Linked DNA regions of Homo sapiens: region 1 is linked to region 2. A link is a loop called in an ENCODE intact Hi-C map of the cell type or tissue named here. Cell type or tissue: pancreas. All regions are shown on one strand. Each heading gives the region's core, and the rest is flanking DNA. Links, peaks and the distances in the headings are about the cores only. Region 1 overlaps GLIS3 (GLIS family zinc finger 3). Region 2 overlaps GLIS3 (GLIS family zinc finger 3).

Region 1 (2,810 bases), core at 192-2,691, 64 kb before region 2:
GAGAGAGCGAGACTCTGTCTCAAAAAAAAAAAAATTAATTTCTAGCCGCGTTAACAGCATTTTTATGAAAAAGTAGGCTGGAAATTCAAACTTGATATTTCTCCATGAGCCTGCATCACCTTCTTGGATCTCCTACACATTGTTTATGCCATTTGACGGATACCTGACTTAGAGACTCCGCCACCTCTAAGTTATCAATGGTTACCTATGTCAAGGCTGAGCTGGGGAGAGTCAGTGAGGGGCAGTGATAGAGGTCCTAGGATAGAGAACAGAATGAGGGTTTCAGGCGGTCCATGCACAAGGAGAGGAGATGGGGACTGGAGAGACTTGGGAACAAAGAGTATGGGACAGTTTCCCACCGGCATGATCTCCAAAGCTACTCCGGTCCTAGGTCAGCAATGATCCTACCCCATTCACATTCTTCCAACCCTGCTCACCAATTTAGTCGCAAGAGGAAGTATACCACAATAGGAAGAACAAAGCCTCTCTGCCTCTTCCTAGCTCAATGGGCAGGCTTGGGCTGTTTAGCTGCTCTGAGCCTCTGTTTCCTCATCAGCAAGGATGCCCCCACATAATTTTTTACGGCTATTTTGGGATTAAATGAAACACCCTTTGTGACATACTGCCCAGTATCACACATAGTTGGCACTCACCAAGTATGAGGCCTATCATCAGAAATATTTAGTTTCTGTAAACTTTCTCTTTCCAATTTTAATCTGAGGATTGTGTCCATCCTGCTCCATGAGAGAACAGCAGATCTTAAAAGGGGGTAGCATAAAATCCTTCTATCTTATATGCAAGCCAAACCCCCAATTCTTGTGCATTGATTTTATTTTACATATGTAAGAGTTATAAATTGGACAGTCACAAACTAGAGGTAAGTCCACCACCATCCCAAACTGAGGAGCGGCGGTGTAGCAGAGGGCAAAATACCAGTCAATAAAATCTCAAACTGGTTTTGCTCCGATCCACCCAAGCACAGGTGCTGGTCCCAAGTATAGGTCCCACCCAAGTACAGGTCCCTTTTGCTCCATGACTGCCACCATCTCCCTGGGCATCCTGAATGTGACTCTATTTTGGAGGTGGGGAACAAGGGGCTAACAAATGCCCTTGGATGTTGAAGCAAGGTGTCCACCTCAGACAGGTAAGATGAGCTGAGTCAAACTTCCAGGCACAGGCATGTCATTCGTACTCTAAGATGAGCAGATGCCTGGCAGCCAGCCAGCTCCTCAGAATGCTTTTGCCTGATGGTAATGAGAAGGGCTTCAGGCATAGCTCCTCTCTGCAAGCATCATTCAGAGATGCTCCTTTAAAGTTCCATAGGTATTGGCCAGGCCCCACCCATCTGCTGGACACTAGGGCTGACCATGGACAGCACTCGCCTCATGCAGACACTTTTTATTTCTGGTCTTCCGTCGTTCACAGGAACCATCCTCAGACCCATCCCAGCCACTTGGCTCCCTTTCCTACTCCTCCTGATCTCTCTGAACTCTGCTTCCCTGCTGGTAACAGCCAGGTAGTCCAGAATGACTGTGCTCCATGGCATCTAGTCTGCTACTGCCATGCTGGCTTACACAGAGGGGTGGGACCCAAAGGCACTATAGTGGACATCTGTCCTTCTTGCTTGACCATCATCATCACCTCCTTCCTATATTTAGAAATTTTCCCACCAAGCCCAGCCCTCTTTCCTTATAGAAGCTAAAAGTACTGTACAGTCTGCCATGCACATGCAAGTGACTTTGCTATTCCTCACACTGAGAGGTGGAATCTATCTATATATTCTTTGAAGCCGTACTTCACTGTGAGTCTTGCTTTGGCTAATGATGCAGAGGAAGGGACTTGAAAAACGCTTGAGCATTGGAGCTTATTGCTGCTGGGAGTCCTGTGATCACTAGGCAAAGAAGTCTAGGCTAGCATCCTTGAGACTGAGGGGTCACACAGAGACAGACCCCGTTCCAATTATCCAAGCTAAGGGCCCAGATAGGTGAAGCTATCCTATGCCATCCAGCCCCAACCGAGTTAGCCCAGACCATAAGAAGCACTCAGTCAACCCACAGAATTGTGAGAAATAATAAACACGTATTAGCCACTAAGTTTCAGGGTGGATGTTAAGCAACAGTAGACAACTGATAAAGCAAGTATAGCTTTATGAAGATGCAAATGCATCCATTCTTTAAGTACACCTATGTTGAGCTATTACATGCCAACGAGAAGACAAGCAAAGAATAAAATGGTTCCTATAAGGACCGTTTTTTCCTTTGGGGTTTGTTAACGTTATTGTTCATTTTGATCTGAGTTTTCAAATTGGTGCCATCTGGCTGAGTTCTGTAGACAAATAGTTTAACTGAGCAGTAGTGTGTAAAAAATTTTTTTGGAATGTGAATCCCTTCAGATGGGGCATGTATTCTTCAGTTCTGCCACAGTCCTCATCACTCTACAGTGGTGTCGTCCGTACTCCTTCAACACTCTTAAATTGCCTGCATGGCTTTGAGAAATACCTGATTTTCCCCAAATCTTAACCAGGTAGGGTAATAAATTATGGAACACTATGTATAGAAAACCTGAAACTTCTCCACACTGTCGGGGATATTTTATCATCAGTGACAGTATAGGGCAGAGGTTGAATTGAAAAATGGATTAAAAACTGAGAAAAGATGATGAGAAAGCATGGGGAGTTGTGGGTATCACCACAAACATCTTGGAGAATGTTCACAGGGAAAGAGATTCAATCGCACTCACTCTTCATCTTCCTCTTTTATATGGGCAAGATCTCCATGAGTCATGGTTCTCCCAATAAAGGAATAAAACAC
Region 2 (2,810 bases), core at 29-2,528:
GTTTGTAACTACCACAATGATTTACATTAGGAAGTAAATCAAAATCCCCACCTAACCCACCTGGTACAGGAAGATTTCCTTCATGAGGTGGAGCTTAGAAGAGGATGTGGAATAGAGCAGGGTCTACATGACTATTCCACTTTTTTGTATTACAACAAAATGAACTTCTTTCCCTTGCTGAGAACATCTGGCCATTCCCTGCCTTCTCCTTACTCTCGCCTCAACCCCCATGCACATACGTGCATACAAACACTTAAAATTTCCTTTCTGAATTCCACTCATCTTTCCAGCCCTAACTAACATTCCAAGCCTTCCATAAATCCTTCAGGGCCACCTCAGCTCATCCGTACTCTGTACCTCTTTAGTGTTACATGCACCTGTAGATTAAATTGCAGCTAAATCTCTCAATCAACTCACCAGAATAGCTCATGTCCTTCATTGCCTGTGTGAAACGTACATGGCACAGTAAATACACTTGGCTAGGAAGTTACTTTCTAATATGTCAGTGTACTTCAGCTCCTAACAATTGACTTGGATACTTACCAAGAGTCATTGTGTTTGTTCCCAAACCTGTTAATGTCAGACATGCTTATGACAGGCGTATGCTGTTAGTATTTACATAATTTAATTAAATATTACATAAAATGAGTACAAAAAGAAAGCAGGTTGTTTATTCTGAAAACTACATTGGAAAGAGTTTTTTTAAGGTGAACTGCTTTTTTAAAACTGCTGCTGAATCAGATGTGAGGTAGATATCTGTTAAAGATCTCAAGGAATTTTTTTTCTTTTTTTTGAGACGGAGTTTTGCTCTTGCCACCCAGGCTGGAATGCAATGGTGCAATCTTGGCTCACTGCAACCTCTACCTCCTGGGTTCAAGTGATTCTCCTGCCTCAACCTCCTGAGTAGCTGGGATTAGAGGTGTCCGCCACCACACCCAGCTAATTTTTGTATTTTTAGTAGAGATAGGGTTTCAACCATGCTGGCCAGGCTGGTCTCGAACTCCTGGCCTTAGGTGATCCACCCGCCTCAGCCTCCCAAAATGCTGAGATTACAGGTGTAAGCCACCATGCCTGACCACAAGGAATTTTTAAATCTAAAATGATTCTACACTCAAGAGTGGTTTACAAATATTTTTAAGTTCTCATTCTACGTTAAAGAATACTTTTAAATTATAGAAGAGTTATCCAAGAAAAAATGATTGATGTAGACCCCAAGAAGATCCTTAATCAAATAAAAGATCTTGGTTCTACATCAAAAGACTGGTAAATAAATACACATCTAGATGCTCTAAGTTGCTGTAACGTGTCTAGGTATGTATGTATCACAGATTTATGACGTCCCACTTGAACCATGTTTTCTTAATGATCTGAGCAACAATCAGTCCAGATCATGTTGGTTTAGAGGGATTCTATTGTTTTTGTAGGTATGTGGCCTCAAACCCACAATGATTATTATTATGTCTTTCAGAGAAGAGACTGTTGTGGTCCACAGCCCTCAGCATTCCACACGGGATCAAGTGTTTTACAAAAGGTAAAAGTCACAGTTGCCTAGGAATCGGAAGACCCAAATTCGGGTGCGAACTCATCACTTTGCCAAATTTCAATTATAAGCAATTTTCAGGTTCTACATGTTATAAAACAGGAACCATAACACTAGACCTACTTACTTCATGGTGTATGTACAGGAAACAACGTAGACAATATTAGAAAGGCAATTTGAAAAATGCGAAGAGCTATATAAATGTAAGGATGTGCAGTGGATGCTAAATACGTTTTTCTTAAATGAGTGAGTAAAGAACAATGGAAACAAACAAGCAACTCCCTTAGACTCCAATGGCACGGAGAAAGGATTGTTTTGAAAACTGATATAATTTTCAATGTTTGAGGTGATGGATACGCTAATTATCCTGATTTGATCATTACACATTATATACAGGTATATAAATACCACTATATCCCATAAATATGTAGTTACTATGTGTCAATTAAAAACAATAATAATAATAAAGTGCCCTGTATTGATGCAAGGTTGGCCTGAACACAGAATTTCAACTGACTAGCAAAGTAGGTAAATCTCACAAGTTTTGCTGGTCTTTCATATCTTCTATTATTTCCTCCGGTATTTATTTTTATTTTTTCAGACTGTCTTAGCAAACTACATAAAATCAGAGAAAAGTAATTCTCGGCTGTGTTTCTACCTCCTCTATCTGCCAGAAAAGGAAACATCCATTGTGAGTAGGACCCATTTCATTCATGAGGCTAAGAAGCAATAAACCCTCTTAAAATACCTATTTCAGGCCAGGCACGGTGGCTCATGCCTGTAATCCCAGCACTTTGGGAGGCTGAGGCAAGTAGTTCAAGGCCAGCCTGGACAGCATGATGAAACCCTGTCTCTACCACAAATACAAAAATTATCCAGTCTCATAACCCAGTCTCAAAAGAAACAAATTAAACACAATTTTAAATAACTATTTCATTTAAATGGTTAGTGATGCTTTTGCTGATCAGCAATGAAGAGCCTTTGCATACACAAATCAACTTATATGAAGTTAGTCACTGCCCAGAGGAAGAAACAGGCCACTGATATTCCCAAGAATGTAGACAGGAAGTAGACTTCTCAGGATCTTGTTTAAGGTAAGATATTTTCACAACTCAAGAGGTATGGTCTTATACGGCTACCATTTCCATGCATTTTCCCTAAGTGACATCTGCAGTTGTTTCAGGATGTCTAATGTCTCCCTTAAAACATAAGCCGTGAGTAATCGCTTGAGAAGCCATAGCCCATTACTGCAGCAAAGCATTTTCCAAAC

Evidence for each region. Hi-C counts contacts between places; a loop is a spot of excess contacts. Peaks named below come from ENCODE experiments on the same cell type or tissue, not always from the same donor. Only the 100,000 strongest peaks of a DNase experiment are listed, where the experiment ranks them.
Region 1: it touches region 2 in a loop (5-fold over the local background); 1 of 110 quality-filtered maps calls a loop at or near these places.

What each region holds. Positions count from the first base shown.
Region 1 is chr9:4,179,889-4,182,698 of GRCh38, forward strand. The region is part of intron 2 of GLIS3 (GLIS family zinc finger 3); the gene reads right to left. Among named protein-coding and RNA genes, the nearest start is that of GLIS3-AS2, 120 kb to the right of the region's middle. In pancreas, for the core only: no CTCF peak of the experiment used is centred there; a DNase peak (open chromatin) is centred at 1,223.
Region 2 is chr9:4,243,799-4,246,608 of GRCh38, forward strand. The region is part of intron 2 of GLIS3 (GLIS family zinc finger 3); the gene reads right to left. Among named protein-coding and RNA genes, the nearest start is that of GLIS3-AS2, 54 kb to the right of the region's middle. In pancreas, for the core only: no CTCF peak of the experiment used is centred there; no DNase peak of the experiment used is centred there.